Linked DNA regions of Mus musculus: region 2 is linked to region 1. A link is a loop called in an ENCODE intact Hi-C map of the cell type or tissue named here. Cell type or tissue: heart. All regions are shown on one strand. Each heading gives the region's core, and the rest is flanking DNA. Links, peaks and the distances in the headings are about the cores only. Region 1 holds the start of Larp1b (La ribonucleoprotein domain family, member 1B). Region 2 holds the start of Abhd18 (abhydrolase domain containing 18).

Region 1 (15,260 bases), core at 2,869-10,868:
AGGGGCAGCCATGTTCAAAAGAAACCAAAATCTTCAATAAAAATATTATTTGGGGGCTGGAGATATGGCTCAGTGACTAAATTAAAAGCACTGATTAGTTTTACACAAGACTCAGGTTCAATTCCCAGCACCCACATGGTGGCTCACCAACTATAACTCCAGTTCCAGGGCATCCAATGCCATCTTCTGACCTCTGAAGGCATGATATACACAAGTGGTACAGACATACATGTAGGCAAAACACTCAAACACATAAAATAAAAATATACCTAAAAATCCAGGTTGGTGGTACAGGCATATAATCCTAGCACTGAAAAGGCTGATGTAAGAAACTCAACAATCTGAGCTATGCAGCAAGACTCTCATCTAAAAAAAAGAAAGCACCCCAAACTCAAAAGGCAAGGAAAGGATTCTTTCCTATGCTAACAAAGAAAATATCAATTTATAGTCCAACAGTAATACTCTGTGGCATGACAGTTGATTTCTACATTTACCCTATGGAAAGACACAGACAATGACAAGATACATATAGAACATTATTTTGTCAAGATAAGGGAAGGGAACAATCAAGACTCAATAGGTCAATGCTAAATTAGCTATGTGAGCTATATTTATGGATTACTATACAATTTAAAAGTGAGTCTAGAGTATAAAGGACTAGCCAGACAGGTTCTGTAGTGACAGTACTTAGGAAGAGGAGGCAGGAGAATCAGAAATTCAAGATCTGCCTCAGCTACTTAGTTTCAGGCCAGCCTAAGGTACACAAAGCCCTTTCTCAAAAAAATTAAATTTAATTTAAAAATCACTCAGTACCTTTTTGTTTTTTGTTTTGTTTTGTTTTCTGTTTTTTGAGGCAAGGTTTCTCTGTGTGGCTCTAGCTGTCCTGAACTCACTCTGTAGACCAGGCTGGCCTCAAACTCAAAGATCAGCCTACCTCTGCCTCCTGAGTACTAGGATTAAAGGCATGTACCACCACCCAGCAATCATCCAGTACTGTGAATGAAACTTTATGTTTCATATGTTCTATAGAATTCACTTGTTGGAAAGTAATTGTTAAAAAGGTCTTTAAAAAATTAGTAAACAGATTAATCAGTAACATGACGCTTTTTGAAGGGAATATCACAAGATCAAAAGGTCATCTGTGTGGTATGTGTGCACAAGCCCCAAGAGTTTTATTTTTACAAATTATAAGGATATATAATATGTGCTATTTTACATCTTTATATTATATACTTATTTTATAATAAAATAGAATTTGCTTCTAAGATGTATTTCATGAGGGCACTAACAGCAAACTTACGATTCCTGAAAAAAAAAAAAAAAAAAAAAAAGGGAGGAAGTAGGTTGATAAAAAGCAACATAGCCAGGCATGGTAGCACTTGCCTTTAATCCTAGCACTAGAAAGGCTTGTGAGGCCAGTCTAGTCTACATAGTGAATTCCAGGCCAGCCAGGGCTACATAATATAGTGAGATCCTTTCTCAAAACAGCATAGGGTTCAAAGAATGAGAATGAAAAAAAAATGGACAAAATATTTTCATACTCTGTTTCTGAAAAATTATACTACAAGACTGATTTTTACTGTACAACCACAGCTACAAGCAAGTAATTAACAAGTCTTAGACTGTTATTTAATGAAGGGCTTATTAAATAATTACAACTACTTAACATGGTTTGGGAAGGTCAGAAGTCTTTTTTTATTTTTTGGTTTCTTGAGAGAGGGTTTCTCTGTGTAGCCCTGGATGTCCTGGAACTCAGTCTGTAGACCGGGCTGGCCTCAGAAATCTGCCTGTCTCTGCCTCCCAAGTGCTGGAATTAAAGACATGCACCATCACTGCCCAGCTAGGTCAGAAGTTTTAATACTGATCAAGATATTCCTAGGTAGGCCTGACTTTGACTGAAATGTTTTATCTGGTTTCCCCAAAACAGCAATATACCAGAGTCATCCTAAAACTGGAGAAGAGTGTCTGAAAACATGGAGCCATCAAAAATCTGTCTCACTTTTTTGTCTGGAGAAAGCTAGGCTGCTGAAATGGCTAAGAAGGTAAAGGAGCTTACTGCCAAGTCTGACCTGAGTTTGATCCCAGAACACACATGATTTAAGGAACAACTCCCCCAAAGCTGTTCTCTGATCTTCACATAAACCACAATGATGCATGCACACACACTAAACAAATAAATGTAAGTCCATGATCGTATCCTTTAAAAAAAAAAAAAGACTCCCCGTGCTTCTTATAATGCATCTACCTCTAACAACAATGTTTATGGCAAAAAGTTGTGGCTGTAATTCCTTCACTTCATTTATATGAGTAAGTTTGGCTGGAATTAAAAGCCTCTTTCTCGCTAGGCAGTGGTGGCACACGCCTTTAATCCCAGCATTTAGAAGGCAGAAGCAGGCAGATTTCTGAGTTTGAGGCCAGCCTGGTCTACAGAGTGAGTTCCAGGACAGCCAGGGCTACACAGAACCCTGTCTCCAAAAACAAAAACAAACAAACACAAATCCTCTTTCTCTCAAGACTTCCTATTTTGTAGAATGAATTCTAGAATCATTCTATTAATTGATAATTTAATATTGCTCAATCTGTATTCTTTGAATCCTAAATGATCTCTGGGCATATTTGATTGCTTATCATTACTATTATTCTCTTTTTGATACAGGGACTCATATTTTTCAAATATTTATTTTACTTTAATTATGTGTTTATCTCTGTGTATGTGCATGTAAGTGCAGGTGCCCAAGGAGGTAAGAAGAGAGTGTTGAGTTTCTTAGGAGCTGCAATTACACATATCCTCTAAAAAAGCACTATGCACTCTTAAGCTCTGAGCCACCTCAGCAGCCCTACCACCTCACTATATTGCTTTGGCTGGTCTCAAACTACAAGGTATAGTTGACCCTCTAGTCTCAACTTCCGAGTAGCTTGGACTATAGGCATGTACCACTGTACAGCTTATTATCACACACCCCCCTTTGAAACTTCATCTTTTAGAAGATTCCTTATTTTTATTTTTGTGTATGTGCACCACCCATGTGAGGATACCCTCAGGGGCCAAAGGGCAATAGATCCTCTATAACTGGGTGACCCAGATATGGGTGCTCTGTCAAAAGCAGTAAGCACTTTTAACTACTGAGCTATCTGTCCAAGCTGTAGCCCACCCTATTCAGTTTTCTTAGGAAAACAAGAAGGAGGGCATGGCATCTGGCTTGCATGTAGAAAGCACTCTTGTTTTAAGTAAGATTTGGGAGCCGTGGCTCCTTCATGACCATTACCTCAGCCTAGATGGAGGTCTGGGTTTGTTGCTAGCCTCTATAATTCAGAAAAATGTTTATCAAAACAAACAACAAATAGAAGACATGAACCTATCCATGTCATTAATTTACAAGAATAATGCCAAAAGTCAACTAGCTAGTTAGTAATAACTATACTATCACCCATTTCTTTCAGCAGTACATTCCTTACACCACCACTCTAAGTTACCCATTAGACACTGTAGAACAGCTTAAGAGTCAGCACTGCCACCCTGCCACAGATCTGAGGAAAAGCATTCCCAGTACTGCAGTGACCCCAGGATGTAAGAGTTGTTAATACAGAAACATTGGTGCAACTAGAGCTCCTTTTGAATTTGAGAAAGGTCTGTCTACATAGCCCTGGCTGTCCTGAAACTAAGTAGTAGATTAGGCTGACCTTGAATTCAGAGATCCACTGCCATTCCCTCAAAAGTACTGGAATTAAAGGCCTGGCTTCTGATTTTCTGAGACCTTGGTCTTGAGTGTAATCCAGGCTGGCTTCAAGCTCATAATCCCCTTGTTGGAATTATAGGTATGGGCCACACTCCCAGTAAGTCACTGTATCCTTAATCTAAGGAGGACTGGAGATCCAAGGCACAAGTAGGTTAAACTGTCAAATATTTTTCCAAGTAATCTGCAATAAAATTCTTGGGGGGAGGGGCTAGAAAATCTGCACATACAGCTTGATGATAAAGCACTTGCCCAGCAAGCACAAAGCCCTAGGCTCATCCCCATGAGGGGGGAAAAGAATCTCCAGTTTCACTTTGAAACGTTTTAAAGTCTAGAAAACTGAGTTTATAAAAACTCGGAGCCAGGCGGTGGTGGCGCATGCCTTTAATCCCAGCACCCGGGAGGCAGAGGCAGGTGGATTTCTGAGTTCGAGGACAGCCTGGTCTACAAAGTGAGTTCCAGGACAGCCAAGGCTGTAAAGAGAAACCCTGTCTCCAAAAACCGAAAAGCAAACAAAACAAACAAACAAACAAAACAAAAACAAACACACAAAAAACTCGATTAATATTTCATAGTTCAATAAATATTATAATGCCTAGTACTCTGTGTAAATCTAGATATGGAGGGGTAACAGAGTGATCAACAGGTTTCTCTACGAAATTTTAAGAAGACTTGATATACCATGTTCTCTTCACTTATTTAGCAATGGTAGTAAACTGCTCTTTTCAGCAGGCCAGAATTGTACTAATACAAGATGGAGAGCAAAACTCAGTGCTTTTGTTTTGTTTTTCCTTAAGGTGTCAAAATTTAGTAAGAATTAATAAGGAGAGCAGAATGTCTATAATCCCAGTATCTTGAAGAAGACAGTGACGTGAGGATCAAGAATTCCACAACCCCCTGGGCTACACAAGTAGATAGTGTTTCAAAAAGCAAGCAAAATAACAAAAGCAAATAAGTTAGTGAGCATTTCTGCGTGCAAAACCTAAGAAACTAAATTGGTTCTGCGTGCAAAACCTAAGAAACTAAATTGGTTCAACATTTATCTCCCCCTACAGGAGAGATAAAACAATCACAATTGTACAGGATCCCTTCACCGCATTTGACCCTCACAACCCCATAAACATGCTCAAACTTCGGCTGTTCCACCAACTCTCCCCAGACCAGCGAAAACTTGCCAACAAAACAGCCGCAATTCCCACAGAAAAGTTCAGTTATTTTAGTGCAGTTTTATTAAAAAAAGAAAAAAAAAGAAAAAGGAGAGTTTTACTCAGCATTTCCATTCTAACTTTTTTCTTTTTGACTTCTCTTCGAACGCCTAATCCTCTACATCAATCGGCATACGCCACCAAATACAAGCCAGTCTTCATTTTACTTTCTAACTGCAGTTGCTGCAACCCAAATAAAGCCCCAAGGGCCATATTGCATGGGTCAGCATTCGAACGCAAAGGCACAACCCAATTGCTAACGCGCAGGCTACCGTGGGACCAGCTGTGCGATCCGGACTCTGAATCAACTGTCCTGTGTCAGGCATTCTGAAACACAACCACACAACCGCAAAAACACCTAATACCAGCTGCCTTCACAGCCACATCTACCTAGCAGCTTTTCGAGACTTTCGTTTCACCACCTCACTTCAGGAGCCAGCCCAATCGGACTTCCACTTACAAATCCGCTCGTCCCGACTCGCCTCTACTCTGTGTCAAGTTCCCGGAAACTTTTCCACGGTATTCACCGCGTCTAGGACGCCGACACGTGAAGGCACGAGCCCAGCACAGCCCCGCTGCCCAGTCACCCACGTCGTGCCCCTACCCGTCAAGGAGAACCTGAGGTCCCACCTCTTCCTGTCGCTCCCTCTCCTAGATGTCCATTTATGTAAATCGGCACGGTGAATGACACCTAGGAACCAAACACCTCCCGCGGACCGCACTCACCGGCCTCCGGGGAGTCCTGAGCGGGCGACGGCACGCCGGTGCCCACGGTGGACAGGTGCTGCGGCAGCTTCTTGGTCCACGGGTTCCCCTTTGGCGGCGGCGGCGGCGGCTTGTCCTCCGGGCCGGCTGCCGCTGGGTCCTCGCGGGCGTCCTCCGGTGGGTCCCGCGGTGCTGGCGGCGGCAGCGGCGGCGGTGGTGGTGGCGGCGGCGGAGGCGGCGGCGGCAGCGGCGGAGCCTCCCCGCCGAAGGGACCCCCGGGCGCACGCGCCTTGTGCGCCAGGTGCAGCGCCAGCGGCCTCACGGGCACGGCCGCTTGCGGCACGCTGTGTCCCAGCACGAGCGCCGGCGACGGCTCTCCCCGCGCACCCGCGCTGGTGGCGGCCGCGGCCCGCTCCTCCCTCGCCTCCTTGCCCTCCCGCTCGCCGGGCGCCGGCTGCTCCGCCCGCCGGCTCGTCGCTGCCAACAGCGCGTCCCGGTCTCCGGCCACGGCGGGCGGGTCCTCCCGGGTGGCAGCGGCGGGCACCGGGGCGCGAGCGGACATGGCCGGCCCCTGGCCCCAGCCTCCTGCCCAGCCGGGGGCCGTCCGGGTCCAGGGAGCCCGGCCGCCCCTCTCTCCACACGGGGGCACCGACCCGCTTCGGTCCTGGGACGCGGAACCCGCCCGCCGAGGCGTGCAGCGCCCGGCGTGCCCGTCCTCCCCGCCCGCCGAGCGGAGCGCTAACCGCCCGCCGCCTGGCCTCGTCGCAGCGCACGGCCGGAGCTCGCCACTCGCGCCGGGCGCGCCCGAGCCGCGAGCCCTCAGCGGGCGCGGGCGACAACGCGGCGCTCCAGCCAGTCTGAAGGATCTCTGGCGAGCTGCGGAGGCGCGCGCGGCCTGAGCCGGTAACTGTCCCTGAGGGCGGGGCATGCAGAGGGCGAGGCAGCCAGGGGCGGGGCGTGCAGAGGGCGAGGAAGGCTACTGGGCGGGGCGTACAGAGGGCGAGGAGGGCCAATGGGCGGGGTGGCCAGGTAGGCGGGGCGTTTATAGGCTGAGGCGGGCCGATGGGCTGGGCGTGCGGAGGCGGAGGCGTCCAAGAGGCGGGGCGCGCAAGGGGAAAGGCGTGCCAGTGGGCGGGGCGTGATGTAGGCAAGAGCCAAGATAATCAGCGTTCAGTAGGCCAGGTGCCCAAGGACCAGGGCGAGGGCCAGTCAGGGTGAGGGGCGGGGCGGGTAGAGGGCGAGGCAGGTTAGGGGGCGGGCACCCTGGAAAGTGACGTGGCCACTTGCGGGCATTCCCTAAACGCTGCGGGCGACCGCGGCCTGTGGAGTCTTCCCGAATGCGGCGGGCATGGTTTGATGAGAGCCCCGCCCTAGCGGATCGCGAGGATGAACCTGCTACGCTTGGGGAGCATCTTACGTCTGTGACCCAGGGACTAGGAGGACAATCTTCAGGAACCAGGAGGACCAGAAAGTCCATTTGCGCTAAGGTGAAACGCTTCAGGCTTTTCACGAGGGCGGGTCCTCAGGACCCAGGAAAAGTTTCCCAGTAACGATGTGGGCTCCAATAGGCACTCCTGATCCGGAGCCAAGTTCAAGTGAAGACCCAGCCTCGACATTACAAGAAGTGCACTTGTCGGTCCTGATTCTAACCTACAGACAACGAAATGATTCTTTAGTGCTCTTGAGTAAAACGAACACTAGACATTTCGCCACCTTTTTCATTTTTCATTTTTTTTCAGTGGGTTTTGATGTTTTCATCAAACTAAGTCTCCTGTAGCACAAGTTGACCTCGATCTCGAGGCTGGCCGTGAGCCTACCATTCTAGTCCAGGTTGCCCTGGAAGCCATCGATTTAGACCAGTCTGGTTCTGAACTCAAAGGAATGCACCTGCCTTAGCTTTTGAAATGGGATGACCAACAGGCATGCGTGCTACCCACCAGCTAGTCTTGAACTTTTTTTTTTTTTTAAGATTCTTTTAGAGTCCCTAAGGCTAGTATTAAAGCATAAGGACCACACCCAGTTGGCTTTGTACATTCACTCTGTCTAGATTTCTTTTTTTAGATCCGCCTGCCTCTGCCTCCCAAATGCTGTGATTAAAGAAGCGCACTGCCCAGCATGAATTGTTCTATTTTTAATCACAAGAATGCGAGTACGTGTGTGTGCGTTTGTGCACACACACAAGTGTGCAGGTGCCCTTGATTACCAGAGGTATTGGATCCTCCTTGCGCTGCCGATACAGGCTGTTGTGCCCAGCACGGTGCTGGGAAGCCAGAGTGTAAGCGCTCTTAGTCCTCAAGCCATCTCTCCAGCTCCTTTGCTTTGAACAATTGACTGAGTGAAAAAAGAGCTACAGAGGAGAGGACATGACTGCTCCTAGGCATGGTGGAGGAATCTAGAGTGGACATGACCAGACTGAGACTGAACTGGAGGCATGTGGAGAGGAGGGGGGGATGGAAGAGGGGAGAGAAAGGGACAAATTTTAGCAGCCTGGAGGCCAAAGGTACAAAAGGGACGTGCAACCAGAATGGCTGCATTATAATAAGGGAAGAGCAGCCCAGTTGCCTGGGCTGGGGAGTCCAGTGTAGGGACTGGGGGTATGGCAGCCAGGAGGGCCCTGTAATTGTTTGGGGCTGAAGGATGCCTGGAGAACCTAGCTTCCAGGTCCCCATTGTTAAATAGGCACCTCAGCCTTTTGCCCCGGGGATTTGAGATTTAACTTTGACCTTTACTCCAACTCCCAAATGCCTTGATTAGAGGAGGGGAGCCATCACTCCCAGTTAATTTCCCAGGCTTTAATCTGTAGGAATTGCACTGGATCACAGTTTAACTATGTTCCCACTGTTGCTCCCCAGTGATGGGTAGTGACACAGTACAGATAGATAACATTTTGGGAAGCCTAGCAAGTTCTTTCTTTTTAGCATTGAAATTTGATCTGAGGTGATATTGGCAGCACATGCTTCTGGTTTAATGAAGTTCTATTCTGCAAGGTCATCATTGAGAGCTATTCTTACTGGTGAAAAGGTTTTCTCCACCTCACGCCAGCTCCAACCCTGTTGAATAGTGTACTCATGACCTCACACATTACGTCAGCTATAAAGTGAGGCTTTGCTGTGACCCTAAGCAACCTCCTGAAACTGGTTGCTAGTCAATGAGGACTATACTTCAATCTGTATTGCCCAATGCCAACTTTTTTTGTTTTGGTTTGGTTTTTGTTTTGTTTTGTTTTTGTTTTTATTTTGTTTGTTTGTTTGTTTTTGTTTTGAGACAGGGTTTCTTTGTGTAGCCCTGACTGTCCTGCAACTAGCTCTGTAGATCAAGCTACAGACTGGCAGAGATCCCCCTGCCTCTGTCTGACAGAGATGCCCCTGTCACCTGAAATGCTGGGATTGAAGGAGTGCACCACCACTGCTTGGCTGCTAGCTGTTCTTGTAATCAGAGTTAGTTTGTTTTTTTCAAGACCTGTTGGGAAATACTAAATTGTATAAAATTGTACCAACAAGTACTAGTCAATGAGATTCTGAACACATTGTATTTATTTATTTATTTATTTATTTATTTATTTTTTCGAGACAGAGTTTCTCTGTGTAGCCCTAGCTGTCCTGGAACTCACTCTGTAGACCAGGCTGGCTTCGAACTCAGAAATTCGCCTGCCTCTGCCTCCCAAGTGCTGGGATTAAAGGTGTGCGCCACCATGCCCAGCTGTGTTTATTTTTTACCATCAGCTTATTGAAATACAAGACTGAGTCAGGGGAGGAAGAGGAAATAGGATAGTGTCTCTCTAAAATTCCATTTACTTGTGCTGCTGTGGATATTTGGTGTATGCATGTGTATGTGTATGTGTGTACACACGGGTACGTGTATGTAGGTCAGAGGTAGACTTCAGGCAGCATCCACCCATTTCTCTTTATTTATTTATTATTTTGATGTAAATTCTCTCACTAGCTGGAACTCACCCACTAGGCTGGGCCAGCTGGCCAGTGAGTCTGAACCTCCCTGGTGCCACCATGTTTGGTCCTTTTTTGGACATCAAACTCAAATCCTCATAAGTACTTTTCTGAGCTCTCACTCTAGTTCTGGATTGTATTTAAAGATTACAGACTTCTCAAAAAAAAAAAAAAGTTTCAGCTGGGCATGGGACACACACCTTTGATCCCAGAACTTGGGAGGCAGAGGCAGGCACATTTCTGTGTCTGAGGCCAGCCTTGTCTACAAAGTGAGTTCCAGGACAACCGTGACTATACAGAGAAACCCTGTCTGGAACAACTCCCCCCCCCCCCCCCCAAAAAAAAAGAGACAGACAGACAGATTCTTAAGTCAAAGTGAAGGATGAGAAAGAAACAGTGTTTCTAGAAACAGTATTTGTTTTGCCAGTAGAGAATTGAGAGCAGTTGTAGACTCCAGAAAACAGTGGCAGGGGTTAAAGCCTCGATTGTAGTGCATTGTTACTTGGACAGAAGCTGGCTGGCTATTATCTATCTTTCAAGTACTTAGAACTCTTGCTTCCTCCTCCTCCTCCTCTTCCTCTTCTTTTTTTTTTTTTTCTCAAGACAGGGTTTCTCTGTGTAGCCCTGGCTGTTCTGGAACTCACTCTGAAGACCAGGCTAGCTTCACACTCAGAGCTCCCCCTGCCTCTTGCTAGGCAACTTGTGCCACCGCTGCCTGCCATACCTGCTTCTTGTTAAGAGCGTTGATGTTTTTGTTCTTGTTCACTCTAGCCTTTTTCTTTTTCTGCTCTTTTTTATTTGTTTCGTGTTTTGTTTCTGAAGAACAAGCAAGAAAACTTTTATTAAGAGGTAGAGCCGGGGCTGGAGAGATGGCTCAGCAGTTAAGAGCATTGACTCCTCTTCCAGAGGCCCTGAGTTCAATTCCTAGTAACCACATGGCCCTCTTCTGGTGTGTCTGAAGACAGCTACAGTGTACTCATATAGATAAATAATTTTTTTTTTTAAGAGATAGAGTAATACCTCCCTAAGAAGGGTCTGGGAAATGGGTTGTCCTGTGTTTTATTTGGTTGCTTTGTATTTTTTGTTTTGTTTTATTTTGGTTTGTTTATTGTGACAGAGTTGCATTAAGTAGCCCAGCCTGCCCTGGAATATGCTATGTAACCTAGACTGACTTCAAATTTTAAAATCTACCAGACTTAGCCTCCCAAGTTCTTCCTGGAGCTGTAGTTATGTGCTACCCAACTTGGCAATCCTCCTTCTCCTGACCTTGTACTAGAGAAGTCTAACTTCCCTAGATAGTAGCAGTGTGCAGACTTGCCCTCTAGCATCTGAATATTAGAAAGGTCTGAAGATATGGAAGTTCACAGTCCTCGTTCCCTAAGTCAAATCACCAAAGCTTATCAGCAGAGTTTTTTCTCTACCTGTCCTGTATTTCTAATCTTTGCCCTTTTAGCCATAGAGATAATAAGCAGCAGCCCTCGGGGTGTACTAGCTGGCCCCAGATTCTCTGAAGATAGTCCATACCTCTGTAAATGGTCCTTTTAACAACTTCAAATTATGCATTCTGAATGTTCCATCTGTTACTGGCACCCTAGCTGAGCCAGTTTGCCATTGCTAACCGCCATTTTGTTCCTTGACTTTTCCTTTATAGCTAGAATATAGCTTATATCAGATTCTTCCTCCATTTCCTAGTTCAAAACCATGGAGGTTCCAGACAAGGTGTCAGGCACTTGTAATCTCAGCTACTCAGAGATGTGGGAGGATCACTTAAACTCAGGATTATGTGGCCAGCATGGACAAATGTGGAGATAGATCTCTGTGCCTAAAACAGTGCTGGAAGTGAAATGTCTGGGGTGCCAAGAAAGCACTTGGCCATTTGTGCCCATTTTTCTAGTAAAAATAAATGAGTCACTAGCTGATCTGTGAATGATTTGTTCTTGAATAGGAGTTATCCATCCTAGCCTAGAGAAACAAGTTATTTGGGTCAAAACTCTACTATGAAGGCAAATGGGTAGAGGATGAAGAAATGAGCTCTCCTATATGAATGTGAGAGAAAGCATCCTCTAGCCAACAGCTCCCCTTCTGCGGAGACAGTCTCATGTGACCCAGACTAGCATTGAATTCTTTAAATTCCCCGGGAAAACTATGAACTCCTAATCATCTGACCTGTAGTTCCCAAGTGCTGGAATTACAGGCCTGTGTCATCACACTCAGTTAATATCCTTGGTGAATGGTAACCACTTTCTAGTCCTTACAAGTTAAGAGACATGATTGTCATTCCCTTCCATACTAGTTCTGTGAGAGCCAAAGTTATGTTGTAAGTTTTACTATGCCTAAGAGGTCTGTCTTAGGGTTTTACTGCTATGAACAGACACTATGTATGGCCAATGTAAGTCTTAAAAGGACAATATTTAATTGGGGCTGGCTTACAGGTTCAGAGGTTCAGTCCATTATCATCAAGACCTGAGCATGGCAGCATCCAGGCAGGCGTGGTGCAGGCAGAGCTGAGAGTTCTACATCTTCATCTGAAGGCTTCCAGGCAGTTAGGATGAGGGTCTTATTTCCCACACCCACAGTGACACACCTACTCCAACAGGGCCATGCCTTCTAATAGTGCCACTCCCTGGGCCAAGCATATATAAATCATCACAAGAGTCATGAAATAAAATACCTCTTATCCTGCAAATCCTTTGCCCAAGGACAGATAATTCCTGAAATACTGGTGGGTATTGTTTATGGGAGATAACAACCTGTATGTTTTAACACCCCTAAACAAGTCTGTTTGACCCAGCTATACCAGATATGCTTGATCAAATGTAGACAGGAGGTAGAAAATACATCAGGTTGTATGCCTGCCTCCTTATTGACTGGATGGGAAATATGATAGACTTATGGGTTGCCTTTTTAAGTCTCTGCAAAATGTGACTTGTCATTTTCGGGGCACCCAGGAATAGACCTGATCAGAGTCCATCCTCCTGGCTAGTATTTAATTAAAGGTTGCTTCATATTTGGCTTTAAAAATGTGTAGTGGTTTTATTCTCGCCTGGTGGAATTAACAGTTCCTTCATCGACAAGAAGCTGCCAGCCAGCAGTGTTCCAGGCTTTCACTAATCCTACCAATTATGGGATCTTTTTACTGCTACCTGCATACTGCCATCACCCTTCCATCATTCTGCCACTGCCAGTCTTCTCTGCCTCCACTAAGGCCCATGCCATACTGTGAGGATTACATGAGATAAATATAACATGTAGCAGGCATATTAAATTACTGGAGATTACCCCTTAATGTAATGGGAATTAAAATCTAGAGAACATAAGTTAGTCTCTTGAGAAAATGTTCTTTAAGAGTAAAACCTGGCCAGGGTGGTAATGGTGCACGCCTTTAATCCCAGCACTGGGGAGGCAGAGGCAGGCAGATCTCTGTGTTAGAGGCCATCCTGGTCTACAGAGTGAGTTCCAGAACAGCCAGGACCACACAGAGAAACTGTTTCAAAACAACAAAGACAGTCTTACTGTTTAGCTAAAGCTGACCTTAAACTTGAAATTTTCATTTCTTTTTTTGTTTGTTTGTTTGTTTTTTCGAGACAGGGTTTCTCTGTTTAGCCCTGGCTGTCCTGGAACTCACTTTGTAGACCAGGCTGGCCTCGAACTCAGAAATCCGCCTGCCTCTGCCTCTGCCTCCCGAGTGCTGGGATTAAAGGCGTGCGCCACCACGCCCGGCTGAAATTTTCATTTCTACTTGAGAATATAAGGCACAAAACAACTCTTCAAGCTTAGGTAGCTTTCAGTACAGCAGTCTTACTGAAATAGGAATTTAGTATCTCAAAAGCTTATGTGTCTGGGCTAAGAACTTCCAGTCTGTAACAGCAGAGCTAGAATTGATTGCTTTCTCTCTACCTTCCCATACTATTTGGTGTCTTTCTATCCCTCTGTCAAGTTTTTGAGACAGGGTTTCATGTAACCCTTGATGTCTTTGAACTACTGGTCCTCCCACCTCCACATCTGTGATGGTTTATATATGCTTGGCCCAGGGAGTGACACTGTTAGGAGGTGTGGCCTTATTGGAGTAGATGTGTAACTGTAGGTGTGGGTTTTAAGACACTTGACCTAGCTGCCTGGAAGCCAGCCTTCAGATGAAGATGTAGAACTCTCAGCTCCTCTTGCACTATGCTTGCCTGGATGCTGCTGCCATGTTCCCGTCTTGATAATAATGGTCAGAAATTCTGAACCTGGCAGCCAGCTCCAATTAAATGTTGTCCTTCTAAGAGTTGCCTTGGTCATGGTGCTCACTGCTTTTGCAGAGGATTAGAACTTGGTTCCCTGCATCTAGCAGATAGCTCCCAACTACCTGGACACTACGTTCTGACCTCCACTGGCATCTTCACTTAGATGCACATACACACATACAGACAGACACACATAAAATAAATCTTTAAAAATAATAACATAAGGCTGGAGAGAAAGTTCAGCACTTAAGAACACTTGTTCTTGCCGAGGACCTGGGTTTATTTTCCAGCACACACACGGTGGTTTACACCTATCTGTAACTCCAGTTCCAAGGTATCTATCTGATTCTTTCTTCTGACCTCTTTGGGCACCAGGCACAAATGTGGTGCACATATATCCATACAGGCAAAATACCTATACACATGAAAAAATATCTAAATTAAAAAAACTTTCAATAATACAATGGTAATATTTAATCTTTAAAAAATATTCTAATAAAATAAATAAAATCAAAAGAGAGAAAAGTAGACCCTTTTCTCTTTTCCCGTTCTGAAGAAACAAATTTTATTTTTTAAGTTTATGTATATGGGTCTCTTACCTTCATGTATGTATGTGTACATGTATGTATGTGTACATGTATGTATGTGCGTTATGTTCCCACAGAGGGCATCAGATTCCCTGGAACAGGAATTATGAATGGTTGTGAGCCACTATGTGGATTCTGGGAATTGAACCTGGGTCCTCTATAAGAGCAAGTACTCTTACCTTCTGAAGCATCTCTCCAGCCTAAAGGAACAAGTATTATTGTTTTGATACAGGTTCTTCTTGTATATCCCAGGCTGGCCTCAAATTGGTGAACCTCCTGTCTCATCTCTCAGTGTTGACATTACACGCAGGTGCCACTACACTCACCCACCATTTCAGACTCTCTGATAGCCTAATCTAGCTTCCTATTAATTTCCCTATAGAGAAGTATGCATGAGTGAAATCTAGAGTTGAATCCATTTTTACATTTAAATTAATTCATTTTATTTATCATTGTGGGTGTGTGAAAGAAACATGTTTATGGGTATGCATGTGTCATACTACATGTGTAGATTCATGGACAACTTGAAGGGTCAGCTCTCTCCGTCTACCTTTATATGAACTCCAGAGATTAAAGTCAAGTAGTCAGGCTTGCATGACAAGCATGGTTACCTGCTGAGCGTATTGGTGGCCCTTCCATGCTTGTTTGTGACACTTTGATCACACATTAGGTAGCTGTAGCTGTGCAGATTTCTGGGTCTTCTATTCTATTGGCCTATGTGTTTTTGTGAAATACTTTGCTGTTTTTGTTACTATCACTGTAGCATATCCTGAAGTGAGACGATGAGGTCTTACAGTATTGCTCTTTTTGTCAACAATTACTTTGGGTCCTGGGGGTGTTTTGTGAGTCCATATGAATT
Region 2 (15,260 bases), core at 2,991-10,990, 55 kb after region 1:
GCTGGCCTAGTACTGACATCCTCCTGTATCAGCTTCCTGAAGAGGTGGGATTACAGGCCCAAGCCACCAGGAACAACTGCCCCAGGACCTTAAAAAATAACTGAAGAACACATCGCTGAGTCTACTTTGCCCCTTCTCAACATTCTCATTTGCCTTTTCCTTCAGGAATAAGTTGCAAGAACCTACATAGTTTGGTTTCCTGCATCAGGACCTCATCTTCTTCAATCAAATATCAGCTGGGTGAAATTTTCTTCTAGAAGCTTCAGTGGAGAAGAATCTGCTTTCGGGCTCATAGGTTTGGGGTACAATTTATATACATGCAACTACAGGAGTTATTCATATTTGGTCCTTTGTCAGCAAAGGACAAGCTCAGCACTGGGATGCTATCCGAAGTTCTTCATTTCACACTGACTGTGCTCTCCATATAAGTAAAAAAACTACAGACTTCTTTTCTTCATGGCCAGGTGGAGAGAGAGAGAAAGAGAAAGAGAAAAAGACTACCCCCTGGGAGTCCAACACCTCTGCAGAAAGGGCAAGTGGGTAAATGTAATCAATGTTTCCATTTTATGTTGATTAGAAAGAAAAATCATGGCGCCTGCCCAAACTCAACACTGTCAGCGCCAGAACACAATGACACTAAGAACAACCTTGGAAGCTATATACTACATGGGAAGAAGAAACTAACTGTACTTCTCAGCCTTTGAGTATAGATTTACACTTTATTACCAGGTATAAATCTTCATATTTCCACCAGTAGGGGAAAAAAGGACCCACACAAATTCAAAATAACAAAAAACCATACTAAAACCACAGACTTCATAGACCTAAGGAACCACTTATTTATAAGCCAACTGGCTCTTTGCAGTTTGTTTAAATCATATATATATTCTTCCAATTCACTTAAAACTGTTACTTAAAACTAACACTTCCCTGCAGAGTAAATTTGTCAATTAGCACTTTGTATTTCAGTTATTAAAGAAATGGTAAACGGAAATTGGCTTTTATGGTTTTCTTTTTGAAACAGGATCTCGTAATTACGGCTGACCATAAACTTCCAATCATTACCTCTACTCATGCAACTGGAAGATCTTTTTAAAATGTTCTCATCTCCATATCTCCACTATATACATTTTCTACTGAAACAATTATTTTTCTTTTTCCTTTTAGATAGGGTCTTACCATCTAGCCCTAGGTGGCCTGGGAACTCACAGTAATCTGCCCCCTGAGTGCTGGGATTAATGATATATTAATGTATACAAAATTGAACTTTTAAAAACATTTTAATTTTTTATTACATATTTTCTTCATTTACATTTCAAATGCCATCCCAAAAGTTCCCTATACCCTCCCCCCACCCTGCTCTCCTACCTACCCTCTCCCACTTCTTCGCCCTGGCATTCCCCCGTATTGGGGCATATAAAGTTTGCAAGACCAAGGGGGCTCTCTTCCCAATGATGGCCGACTAGGACATCTTCTGCTACATATGCAGCTAGAGACACGAGCTCTGGGGGTACTGGATAGTTCATATTGTTGTTCCACCTATAGGGTTGCAGACCCCTTCAGCTCCTTGGGTACTTTCTCTAGCTCCTCCACTGGGGGCCCTGTGATCCATCCAATAGCTGATTGTGAGCATCCACTTCTGTATTTGCCAGGCACTGGCATAGCCTCACATGAGACAGCTATATCAGGGCCCTTTCAGCAAAATCTTGCTGGCATATGCAATAGTGTCTGGGTTTGGTGGCTGACTATGGGATGGATCCCCAGAATCACTTAACTCAGTGTATCCTTTACCCTGTTAACAGAAATCTACGGCTGGTGAGAAGGCTCAGTAATTAAAAGTATTGGCACCATGACTGATACTTCTTTGATCCCTAGGACATACATGTTTGGAAGGAGAGAACTGACTTCTGTAAATTGTCTTTTGGCCTCCACTTGCACACCACAACATGTGTTTATATACAAAAACACACAAGTTAAAAATGTTTCATACTCCCAAATGAGCTCGGGTCTTTGGATATATGGGGTAGGATGGAGATACATTTTACAGAAATACAATTCTAAATGACGAACAGTTATGGTTTGGATCTGAAATGTTCTCTGAGTATTCTAAAGATTTGCTGCTCAGTGTACAGGGAAGTGGTACAACCTTATGAAATGGTTTAGTTCCTGGGTATGTGTGCTTGAGGTATATCAAGAGCCTGGGTCCCTTTCTACTCTGTCTTTTTATCTCTCTCCTTCCCAGTCCATGACTGGAAAGGAGGCTCTCTGCCATAAGTTCCATGTCATGATGTTCTTCCTTGCTACAGGTCTAACAGCAAAGCCATCAAATGAACACTAACTCGGAAACAATGAGCTCAGATAACCTTTTCCTGGTAGTTTGAATGAGAATGGCCCAATAGGCTCATATATTTGAATACTTGGTTCATAGTTGGTAGAACTATTGGGAAGATTAGGGGCATGCATAGCCTTGTTGGAGGTGTCACTGGGGGTGGGCTGTGGGGTTCCAAACACCATCCCCAGTTAGTTTTCTTTGACTCATAATTGTTGATCAGAATGTGAGCTCTTAGGTACTGCCCCAGCACCATACCTACCTGCTGCCACATTCTCACCACAATGGTCACTGACTCACCTTCTGAAACTAGACCCTCCAAATAAACTTCTAGAAGTTGCCTTGGTCATGGTGTTTCTATTACAATAGAAAAGTGTTTAATGTGTTTTTCAGTTTAGGTTGTTTTTTGAGGTATTTTGTCACAGAGACAGGAAGCTAACATTGATTTAAATTATTTTACTACTTAGATCTTTCTGTGATGGTTCATAAACTTATTACTCATATTTTTGTATGTATTTACTTATTAAATTGCAGAGCAGTTGCATACTATAATAAAGGTCTTGTCTTCCTCAAGTATACTAGGATCTACATTCACCTTTGGAATATCACGTATCATGACACTAAGTCAATTATATGTAAGAAAACAAACAAAACCCAAATAATCTTCAACAAGAAACAGTGTACTAGTCAAGAGCTATTGCAAGCTATTTTCTTTTTTGGTTCTTCAGGCAAATATTTCTACATAGCCCTGGCTGTCCTGGAACTCACTATGTAGACCATTCTGCACTGAAACTCGCAGAGATCTATCTTTGGCCCATGTGTGCTAGGATTAAAGGCAAATGCCAACATGCCCAGAGCACTTTTTAAAAAGTATATTAATTTCTGCATGTGTAATAAAGTACCTAATGACAATGAAATTTCAATTATTTTGCAATGAACAATATTCATTACATACCAAATTGTCCACTCCTTTGTTATTTAACCCAGCACTGCAAAATTTCCCACATCACTTTGCTTTTCTATGTAATAGACCACTTCAAGCCTAGAGGTAGCATATTTCCTTGCTATATTTACCTACTATCAAGTATCTCACAGGTAAAAAACAGAGATAACAAATCAAACACATATAGGGCTTATTATGTATTTGGTTTTGAAATTTGGTATTATACAGATATGCTAAAATCCAATTTCAGTCTCAGAGCAGTATAAAATGATTTCTGAATGTCTAAATGATATAGTTCTTTCTTTTTATAGTGTATTTGTGTATGTGTGTATGCTGCATGTATGTAGGTTTACATGACAGTTATATACATCACTCGCATGGTAGTAGGGTCATAGACACAAGTATCAGTGACCAGTCTTTTTACAAAAGTGTTGGTTCCTTCGACTCAGATCCTCCTGCTTGTATAAAAAGTGCTCTTACTTATTGAGCCATTTCCACATCCTCTAAAAAAAAGTCTTTCTAGGCAGAGCTGGCTATGATCAGGATATCCAGAACTATGAATCTTCTGAGTTGGGATAAAGACATCAGTTTACATTAAAGTGCCATCTGGAGCTATTCCAGGCACTAAAAGCCCTCAGGTCAAGCAAGACACCAGTGAGATCCTGCAGAAATACCAGCCCCTTTTGAAGTACCAATGGATACAACGGCCATCTGTGTTTTTAAATAGCAAGTGTGCAGAGAAGAAACAAAGTGGAACAAAAATAGAAGTGCCATCACAGTGCCAAGGAATAGAATGTCTTTCCTAGAAATGAGTTTTATTGCTAGCATGGCACTCACAATCTACTAATATTACTCCATCTAGTACTTTTTAATCTCCTATTACTTTGATATCTAAGTATTTAAACAAACATTACTTTTTCTTGCTAGACTTTTGTTTGTTTGTTTGTTTGTTTTTGAGACTGGGATTCTCTGTGTAGTCCTGGCTTGCCTTCAAGTCATAGAGAGTAGCCTACCTCTGCTTCGCAAGTGTGCCACCACTGCCTGGCTCTTCCTAGACTTTTATGTATGTGATCTCAAAGGCATAAGTAAATTTCAAAATTGTCATTGTGGTGAGAAACCCATTTCTGCAATCTGTCCTCTGACCTCCTCGTATCCTCTGTAGCGTATGTGTACTGCAAAATAGATTGTAAAAATGTAATATTTTTTAATCTACCATGTGTGCCAACTTCCCTCTTGCCCCCGCAAGAGACATAATTTTCATTTTTTAAATGTATATTTGCCTGCGTGTATGTATGCATGCATGTTCCTAGTGCTTATTGAGGTCTAAAGAGGGCATTAGATTCCTCAGAATTAGATGACGAGTTACCATATGGAAATTGAATTTTGATCCTCTGCAAGAGCCATAAGTGCTTTTAAGGTCTGGATCATCTTCTCCAGCCCATGTCACACATTAAAATCTCTCTAGCACTCTCTCTCTCTCTCTCTCTCTCCCTGTTTCTTTCTCTCTCACACATACACACACACACACACCAGCTATCCTTAGGCTACTGATTTAATTGCTTTTATACTGAAGAAGAGTAGGAAAATAAGTAGGAAATATGTAACTATTCTAAAAAATCATTGACGAAAACCCAACATGGGGTTGGATGTATAGCTCAGTTGATAACTTTCCTGTTAAGCACTTGAAAGGCTTAGTTGAATCCCTAGCATTACCAAAAGAGAAAAGGGGGTAGAGTGGGGGGACAAATAGCCAACAAGTCCCCAATTTTTGGGTAATACATTTGGAAAGGTTTAATCTCTTCAACTTTGGCTCTTTTTTCTTGGTGTACTATTTAAAAACAAACAAAAATATAAAACAAAACAAAACAAACAAAAACCACTGTTGTCCTCCCCCATGTTGCTTTGATTGCTACCTTTGATATGTTTCTGAATTTATTTAGACTTTAGGACTTGTCTGTGTACTCACCAAATATGTTTTTGTTGTCTGAAGTCATCACTTGGAGACAGTAATGGAAAGACCCGAGTTTCCCCACTTAGCTGTGTGACCTTGAGTGAGCCACCTCAACTGGAAAGTAGAAAACTATACTTGGCCTAATACAGAGCAACAAATTATTTCATTTAAATAAACACTAAATACTTGCTTTGCTTTTCATATTAGGAAATATGAGAAGATATTCTTGATATTCTGTTTACAGGAAACCTGGTGGTAAACAGCACAGGTTTTGTTGTCAGAGGAGTCCTGTTTCTTGAATTCAAGCTACTGTTGGTTAGCTCTGTAGCCCTCCGCCATCTTCCTATTCTCTCTGCCTTTCACTTCTTTGTCTACTTGAGTCAATCTCTCTCCTCTTTAGAAAACCATTGTAGGGATGAAAGAGGGCCTGAATAAGAATAAGATTTCTTTCAACATACACCACATTCTACTTGATGGAATGCTAGTTAAAATTTTCTTCCTCTATTATATAAGAGTCTCAAATTGTGTCACTGTCCAGGGATTAGAAATGACAACCATAACATAGGAAGAATATCGAGGTTAAAAAAAGGACTTTATTTTCTACCCATCTTTAGTCTTGGAACCAATAACGAGAATCTCCTTGTTTCTGTTACTATAGATATATGTGCAGGACTGAATACAATGAAGTATCTAATAATCAGGATTGGATTCAAAGATAATTAACAGAAGACATTTCAAGTTTAACAGTTCTCTAGTAGAATATGCCTGATTGGCTGCACATGAGATGATCACAAATGAAAGATCAAAGGAGAGCAGATGGGAATACCACACAACAGAGAGCTCCTGAGGCAGGACAAATGCTAAGCGCTCAAGGAGTTCAAGAATTGAGACTGGGTCCCAACTCTGAGAGATTCCAGGTAACTTATCTCGACCTCAGGTCTTGATCAGATAGATAAGTATCTGCTTTACCCGTGTCCTAGGAGAGATGTGATCCAATGAAATCACATGACAATCTTATCTAGAGTTAAGAAAACATTACTTTAGGAGACACACGATGACTTCTAGCAGCAATTAGCTGACAAGTCCAATGGCAGGGACAGAGACTAGGAAGTCAACAGTATCTGAGTCTGTTGAGTGTTTATGTTCCTGGTGCTGAAAGCAGCGGGTTGGAGCTAAGCAGGCTTTGCCTAGGGGCTGGCTTTTTGCAAAGTTAAGGTTCTGGGGCCCGGAACCAGCGAGGTTGTAGCCTCCTCAGACCCGACCTTCAGTCCCCTCAAGTGAGGAGCCGGTGGGGGCATCAGTGTCTGGCTGCCATCAGCCGCGACCCCCAAGTCTCTTAGGAGCGGAGTCAGGGGTATAACAGCGGCTGCCTACCATCAGCCTCATCCTCAGTCCCTTTCAGGTGAGGCGCTGATGGCCAGCAGGGTTGGGCCACAGGGGTCCCCAACGCCCTCCCTCGAACCAGGGAACCGCTGCCTTCCTGTCGCCTTGCACGTACGCAGACGACAGAGGCTGTTACTTACAGGCCGCTCGCCGAGGCACACCTGAAGGGGAACTCGCCAAGCCTCTGGCCACCACCGCTCTCCACGCTTAAGGCACCGGACTTTCGCCTCAGCTCGGACAGCAGAGAGCTGAATCTGCTCAGGTACAAAACAGCAGGCGAGCTGCCAGCCAGCCTGACAGGGAGGACGTCCTCGGGGCGGGGCGTGGCGTCCGCGGGACACGCCCCCAGAGGCCGGCTCTGGCCTTGCTCCACCTCTTCCGGCCTGCTCTCTGTTTGCCACCACCGCCTCCTGCAGGGCCCACACGCTTCACACTTCCCTTAGGCTGCCGGTCCGCTTCCGGCCTCGCGGCGCGCACGCGCACTCATAGGAGTGTTTTGACAGCTCCGGGCCTGGAGAAGGAGCAGGTGTCGCGAGAGTGGGCAGCGCGCCGCCTAGCGAGAGCTGGAATTATGGCGAACCTGGGAAGTGAGGCTGAGCGGGAGCCCCTCTTGGGCCCGGGATCACCGGAAAGCAGGTGAGCAGGCGGGTGGGACTAGCTGGGAACAGTGAGTCCACTGTCCGGACCCGAAACCCGGCTGCACATGCGCATGCCCAGCAACGCCTTCGGAGCTGCTTAGGACAGGCTCCGGGATAATCGCGTGTACTTGGGAATAGAGGAGAATCTTGGTGCTTGGAGAACTTGTGTACCTAACAAAGCTGGGCAGGGGGATGCTTCACAAAGGTCACAGCAGTTTCACATTGTAGCCCTTGTGCTGTGTGTCTTAAGCATCTGCCTGAATCCTGTTATGGTAATTCCTTCCTCCTTGAGAATTTCTTTTTCTTCACTATTTTTCCTGTTTTGTATGAAAAAACCTAAGCTGCCTCTTTTACAGCAGACACTGCATTCTGTTGACCCTGTGTAGCTGTCCACTGTCACAAAAGCCCCAAATGGTGGTTTTAACCGACACTCAAGAGCTAAACTTGAGTTAGACTTTTCCTAACCTAATAACTTCTTCATATTTTGCAAATAAACCCACTTAAAATGACTCACACTTTGCTCAGTATCACAGGTCCAAAATAAACACACCTTTAAGCGTTTCATTAGTATTTTCATCCTTGTAATTCTCATTTTGATCCTTATTCATGAGCACTAATTTAGAAAAGTTGGGCTTGTCTTACTGTAGCAATATGTATTTTTACCTTTACGAAGCAGTAAGTATTATTTCATCGAGTCTTTTGTTTGAAGCGCAGTGTGTGTTTTATTAGGTTCATCTTTTGAGGGGGAACAGGTGGCACATGCATCATGGTTTGTACAGAGGCCAGAGGATGGATTACAATTTTATGTTTCTTGATTTTATCTTGAGGTGATTAAAATGAGTAGCAGTGTTGACATTTGTTTTAAAAGAGCTGCATCCCCCAGGCCTGTTGAGACCTTCGAAGCTGTTGGCTTCTGCCCTGCTTTTTGCTGTGCAGCCATCCTTTTGGAGTTCTTAAGCTCTGTAGTTGTCCTGCCTATTCCACGCCTAGAAGAGACCATCCCTCTTCTCCCTTTTGAAATCTGTCAGCAACCCTCATTTATGTTACCTGCAACTCCTGCCAACAACTTTTTTTCTTCCAGGCTTGTTATTTGCCGGGACCCTGAAGTTATTTTTACTTACTGTAATTTTGTGCTTCTGATGTACAGGCTCTGCCAGGCTAGAGCTCCCTGTTAGTCACATGCATAGGGCTGTGGCATTTCCATTTCCTAGCCTTCTTTGTGCTGCTTGCTTTTCTTCTGTTGTATTTCATGTCAGGCCTGTGTTTTCCAGAAAGAGCGTGGGATCCTTGAGTCATAGATGTACAGCTAACCATAGAAATATGATTTTGATTGAAATAAGCTTAAACACATTTTCTCTTACTTTTCTCTCCCTTTTAAATAAGTGATTGTGTTAGGCTTCATCTATAGGTGAAGATGGACAGATGTTCCTGTCCATGAAGAGTTCATTAGATTGAACTCTATGTTCTGTGTTTAGCATTTTAAAAATTAAAAGGAAACATTTTCAGAACAATTCAACAAGTATTCTGTTTTTAAAATCATAAGTTGATTCCCTAGTTATGACTAACTGCAGGGTTTGCTCACTTGTACTTTACTGTACAAAGTTCAGTATAGTAAGCCAGCAGCCCTTATCAAACAAGATTGACTAATCAGGATTTATTGATGTAATTGGCTTAGATCCTTCTTTTCTTGAGTGTCTAGTGCTCTCAACTGACTTCCTTTATGAATTTTATTTAATAGAGCAGAGGCCGACACTTTTTCTGTAATAGACCCATTGGTGTATAGTTTAGGTTTGTTGGTTCAGGCCCAAAGGCAAAGTCATGGATAGCATAGATACTTAGAAGAGAAAATCTGCAGATCATACTAAATGAGTGCATTGTTTAGTCAGTAGGTTGGTCTATTGAGGAGAAACTTGGTCTTTGAAGTTAGTCTTTTGTCATCTGGTAACAACTATTCACCTGTAAACCAGTTTTATCTATCAAGCTAAAGACTGGTGGTGTCTGGATTTGACCTAAAGATTATAGATTGCTAGCCTTACCTTAGGTTTTTTTGAAATACTACAGACACTTCAAATTCTTATTTCAGTATTTGTCAATAAAAGAAATATTACTGCACCCTCTGTCCTTACATGTCTGCACTACCTCCCTCCTCTCTTCCCTCACTCCCTTCCTTTCTTCCTTCCTTTCAAGTAAGTTCTCACTTTGGAGCCCAGGCTGGCTCACAGCTCAGTCTGGTAGAGGCTGGCCTTGAACTTAGGGTCTTCCTGCTTTCCCTCCTTCGTAGTGCAATAACAGTAATAGGCAGGTGCTAGTATGCTTGTCTTACAGTGCAGACCTTTTATTTCTGTCATATGTCTGCAGTTATATTCAGTACTGCTCTCTCCAGATGCTCACCCTTCTTGCTCTCCAGTTCTGAGTCTGACTGTTCTGCCTTTCTGTAGTGAGACCAGAGCGAATTTTGAAAGTGCAGTGCTGCTCTGCCCCAGACTCTGTACAAAAACACACACTGAATCATATTGTTTTACCCAGGTGTTCAGTTCATGCCAGTGTATTATGTATTTTTCTTGGATTTTAAGTCATATATTTGTTAAACATTCTGCCATCTGGAGCTGTGGTTATCAAAATATTAGAACACCATGGTTTTACTTGAGAGAGAATTCCATCAGGAAAATGAATGCCAGGATACAGCAGAACTAGTAGATAGAAGGTAAACGTTAAACAAATCCCCTTGGAAAGATGTACAGCATTTTTTGTTTGTTTGTTTGTTTGTTTGCTTGCTTGTTTAGACAGGGTCTCACTATGTGTGTGGAGCCGCACTCACATTTGCCATTACAAGATGGCGCTGACAGCTGTGTTCTAAGTAGTAAATAATCTGCACATGTGCAGGGGCAGTTTTCCTGCCATGTGCTCTGCCTTTCTCGTGACGACAACTGGGCCGATGGGCTGCAGCCAATCAGGGAGTGACACGTCCTAGGAGGAGGATAATTCTCCTTAAAAGGGACAGGGTTCTGGCACTCCCTCTCTTCGCTTCTTCGCCTCTTCTTCTCTTCGCCTCTTCGTCTCTTTCTCTTCATCTTTTCCTCTGCTCTCTCTCTCTTCCTCTCTGCCTCTCTCTGCCGCGCTCTTCCTCTCTTGCTCCTGAGTAAGCAATAAAGCTTTGCCTCGTCTTTCCTGGCCGGTCGCAAACGCGTGCAAGAACTATGTATCCCTGGCTGGCCTGGAGCTACTATGTACCTTCAAACTTACAGAGATCCTGCTGTCTCTGCCACCTAAGTGCTGGGATGAAAGGCATGCGCCATGACACCCAGGTTCAGTTTTTCTTCTTACACCCCTGTAAAGCAGAAGTCTGTAAAGCTCAGCCTCAGCCATCTAACATGTGTGTCATCAAAATAAAAAATGTATGCTAATTCAGTAAATCAACATCCATATTCTGTTATTCCTTCTAAATTAAAAAAAACATAATAAAAATTTATTACTTTAAAAGATTTCAAATACATACAAAGATTGAAATAATCTACCTAATGCTAATATCTTTCCAATTAGTTTTTCCCCAGAAGTCAGATGTCTTTATACACACACACATCTATTGCTAAAGTAAAGTAAGTTTCAGATATTACGAATATGTTATTGCAGTCTGCCTTTTCCAAGAACAAATACTTCCCTTACACAACTCCACCAATATAATTAGAAACAACAATTAAGGAGTATTATACAATTTATACTCTGTATCCACTCTAATAATGCAATGAACACACATACATACTCATACAAGCCAGTTACCGTTCCTGTGTTGGTTCCATCCTGTTTTGAACTCTAGTTTAGAACTGTCCCAGCACTTGGGAGGCAGAGGCAGGCAAATCTTTGTAAGTCTGAGGTCAACCTGGTCAACATATCGATTCCCAGGACAGCAGGACTACCTAGAGAGGTCCCGTATCACAAAACAAAGCAAACTTTTACTGGTCCTATGTTTGCTCATGTAAGAGTTGACTACTAGGTCTGGGTCAGTATACCTAAGGGCTATCTCACAATCTAGCTCCATGGACTGTTTCTTAGTCACAGGACTGTCACATAACTAATACTGAGAAATGCTAATATATTCCCTGAGAAGTGCAGGCTGCCAGGTCCCCATGATGGAGAATGTCAGACTGAATGTCGTGCACAGATACACATGAAGGCAAAACACTCATGCACATAAAAGTAAATTTAAAAACAAAAACAAACAAAAAAAAAAACCTAGAGGCAAAGTCTTGCTGTCTGTTCATCCCAGGCTGGTGAGGAGCTTGCCATCTTCTTAGCATCTTGACCGTTTTTTTTTTTTCTCCCCAGAGTGTCTTGGATCCCAGGCTTACCTTGAAGTTCCTATATAGCCCGAGAGATGACCTTTAATTCCTGACCCCTTGTCTAATGTTGAGACACCTGTTATGCCTCAGTTACTTAAGTGCTAGGATTATGGGTTTGGCAAGAAAAGCTTGTTTTTGTTTCTTTTGTGAGACAAGTTCTCACTTTATAGTCCCGGGTATCCTGAATCCACTACATACCACTGAACATGTAACTGCCTTTTGGCCAGGAAAGATTTTTTTCTTTTAACTAGGGTCTCACTATGTAGCTGTGGCTGTCCTGAAACTCCCTGAAGCCCAGAGCTCCACCTGCCTCTGTTTCCTGAGTGCTAGTGCCACTACTACCCTGATCCTTCTTATAGAGTGATTATGTGTTTCATTTCTAATCATCAGAGATTAATAATGGGTCTCTAAAAGTATAATACTAGCAAAGTATTAAATTGATACAAGAATCTATATTCTGAGATTCAATGATGCATGCTTTTCCCAGTATGTAATTAACTGCAATGGTATACATTAAATTCAAGTATGTTGATTTTGTAATACATGTTTATCTTTTTCAGATATTTTATATCACGATTAAAAGGTCTGTGTGTAGGTCACTATATTATATCTTCAGTGCTTTAAGTACTCAGAATGTATCAGTAATGGGGGCTGGAAAGATGGCTTAGTGGTTGTAGGAGATTGCTCCTCAGCTTGATGACCTTAACTTTGATTCTTGGATCTACTGGGTAGAGAAAACTGACTCTCAGTTTATCCTTTGACCTCCACATACATGCTACAGCACTCAAACACAAATGTAAAAAATAAAACATGAGTAAATATAATAAAAACGAAACACACAAATATCAGTAATGAAATATCCTTGGCAAATAGTACATCTAAACATGTTTCTTCTTCCCTGCCATTTCTTGGTGGTTTGTTTGAGATAGGGTTTGTCTGTGTAGCCCTGGCTGCTCTGGAACTTGATCTAGGCTGCCCTACAACTCACAGAGAATCACGTGCCTCTGCCTCTCGAGTGCTGGGATCAAAAGGCATGTGCTACTACCAGCCTCCTTCTGACAATTCTAAGTCGTTACATTTGAAAAAAGAAAGCTTTTCAATGATGATTAAATTTGACAACATCACAGTCTATTTTATAAAATATTCTGGGACCACAGACATCATGATAACAGAACTTTACTGAGGGAAGAGGATTTAGACTCCAGCCTGGCATAGAACCATTTCTTAACAAATAATAGTGGTAACAGAAACAAATCAACCAATCCCTTTCTCCAAAAATCAACCAATCCCTTTCTCCAAAAGAAAATCCTCCCAAATGCTGAGATTACAGAGTTGGGCCAGTATTCCCAGAAATAAAGCTAAACATTTAAGAGTAGGCCTTCCATAATTTCTGACTAGATTTGCCTAACATTTAGAATGGACAATAGTGCTGGGCTGTAACTGGGTGGTAGAGTACTTACCTAGAATTTGAGGTTCCCCTATCACTACAGAAAAGTAAAACAAACAAACAAAAAAGGGCAACATTGACAAATAGTGTAAGAGTTTTTCCATTATAGTATTGAGTGGGGAAACCTATCAGAAATCAGGACTTTGCCTCTGAAGTATGGCATCCTCAAGTAAGTTAGTTCATATTACTTCCCTTGAGATGGTGTTCCAGCTCCCTCGCTTCCTTGCAGTGAAGTGCTCTTTCAAACAGTACAGACAATTTCCCTCTGACAAAGTGGCCTTTCTTGCACTCATGTGTGCTGTGAGAGGACAGAGACAAATTCTTTGCCCTTGCTAGATCAAGCATAGTCAGGGACTATAATTACCTCGTTGTTTCTATTTTGTTATTAGAATTTATTATTATTCCGATAACTAACATTTTACTGCTTGATAAAATAAGCATTGTGTATATAAATTGTCAGGTTTAGAATATCTTAAAAAAATCTTTGCTGTATTTCCAAAAGCTATGGCTCCAATAGTGATTACATCGTTATAATGCAAGTAAACATGTCTGCCTCTTTGCAGGTTTTTCTATTGTGATAATGTCCATCTGGCCATATCTTCAAAAGGTTTGTGCACTTCACTCTGTTTTTGAACTAATAGTAGAGGTAACTCTAATATTATTGAGCGTTGTCTAAAGAGTGTCTTTAGTATTTTGTAGTTTGATCTGTTTAGAATAACTTAGAGTAATAATTACTCAATGGCAGTATAAGTTGGTCATATGCTTTATTGTACAGACAGAAACATTTGAAGCAGAAAGGGTGCTGGGCCAAGAAGCAGACAACTGCCTGGAGAGTAGCAGACAGAGTAAAGCTGTGGTTACCAACTTACTCAGTTGTCCCTGAGTCACTACCTTGTTGCATCCTCCCGAGGGAAGAGCAGCTCAAGAAGACAAGTGGATTCTTAAAGTGTACAGATCATATTTCTGAGGAATAGTTTCACGTTTTCCTGTGGAATTAATTTGGGTTTTCAGGAAAGCTGGTGTAAAGTATAGCCAATGTGGCTCTCTTGATATTCCTGGGAGATTGGTTTTCAGGTCCCCCAAAAGTATACCAAAATGTGTGGATGTGAAAGTCTGTTACATAAAGTGATGTAGTGTGGGAAGCCACATGTGCCGTTGCAGGGTGGCGCTGGCTACCACTGGCCACCACACGTAAGTTTGGGTAGACACCCAATGTGTACATATGCAGTAGAGTTTTTTTGCCAAGATGAGGTTTTGAGTATTAACCAATCAGATGAGAGACATGCAAATGAGGTATGTTAACCAATCAGATGTGAGACATGCAAATGAGATAGTAAGCATAACCAATCCAGGTGTGAGACACGCCTCTCCTAGGCCTATATAAGCAGCACCAGTTCTGGGCTTGGGGGTCTTTTCGCCTCTGCAATCAAGCTCTCTCAATAAATGTGTGCAGAAGGATCCTGGTGTGGCATCTGCTTTGCTGGTGAATCGGGCTTGCACAAGAAGTGGTGCCAAAACCTGGGATGAGACATCTTCAGGCACGAGCGAAGACCCCCTGCTACAGGGAGGATTCAGAACTATATCGCGGGGAAGGAGTGGCTAATGAAGTGTTCCCGCAAGACAGACTGCTCAGAAGGATTCGAATGTGTGGATTCAGAACAATTCAGCTGGGGAATGGTGGTACTGGTAAGTATAAAGAAATTAATGTGAGTCTCTGAGAGGCATGCTTTCATACGAAATAGATCCGATAATTGTCGCTGGGGTTGTGCTGCTTGCTATCTTTCTTGCCTTGATTTTATGCCATTGCCTTAATTGTCATTGCCCTGGGCACGAGTGTATCTGCTGGGAATAATTTCACGTAGATAACACTTTAGTCCAGGACGATCATGGGTACTGGCCAGTATATGCCCTTAGTAGGGCCGGTGCAAGCCTTGCTTAAAGAAAGAGGTTTAAAGATTTCGGAAAGCACAGTGAGCGGGTTTTTGAAAGAAATAGACAGACTCACTCTTTGGTTTGCCCCTATTGGGTGCTGACGCTTCTTAGTTGGGAAAAGTTGGGAAAAGATATAGCAAGAGAGGAAGCAGACGGGAAAGTAAAAGCAGGAACAAGGCCGTTATGGAAATTAATTAAGGCTTGTATCCAGGACATGAAATGTGAGCTAGCTGTTAAGGAAGCGCCGCGACTTTTATAGGAGCAACAGGAAAGTATGTCAGAAACAGAGAGATATGAAAA

The links. A loop is a pair of places that touch in the nucleus more often than their neighbours do. Peaks named below come from ENCODE experiments on the same cell type or tissue, not always from the same donor. Only the 100,000 strongest peaks of a DNase experiment are listed, where the experiment ranks them.
Region 2: a loop joins it to region 1, with 16 times the contacts of the local background. A loop is called at or near these places in 12 of 42 quality-filtered maps.

The regions. Positions count from the first base shown.
Region 1 is chr3:40,941,090-40,956,349 of GRCm38, reverse strand. Larp1b (La ribonucleoprotein domain family, member 1B) reads right to left here and starts at 5,700. Exons shown (of 10, transcript NM_001040399.2): 1 at 5,666-5,700. In heart, for the core only: a CTCF peak has its summit at 4,791 (motif pointing left); DNase peaks (open chromatin) are centred at 5,599 and 6,639; H3K4me3 peaks cover 3,093 bases; H3K27ac peaks cover 1,969 bases; H3K27me3 peaks cover 404 bases.
Region 2 is chr3:40,885,930-40,901,189 of GRCm38, reverse strand. Abhd18 (abhydrolase domain containing 18) reads right to left here and starts at 6,931. Exons shown (of 13, transcript NM_026622.4): 1 at 6,747-6,931. 6430590A07Rik (RIKEN cDNA 6430590A07 gene) reads left to right here and starts at 7,086. Exons shown (of 3, transcript NR_166482.1): 1 at 7,086-7,242; 2 at 13,592-13,635; 3 at 14,482-15,260. It overlaps 1700034I23Rik (RIKEN cDNA 1700034I23 gene), which reads left to right. Exons shown (of 1, transcript NM_028494.3): 1 at 1-994. In heart, for the core only: a CTCF peak has its summit at 7,075; a DNase peak (open chromatin) is centred at 7,069; H3K4me3 peaks cover 1,704 bases; H3K27ac peaks cover 1,046 bases.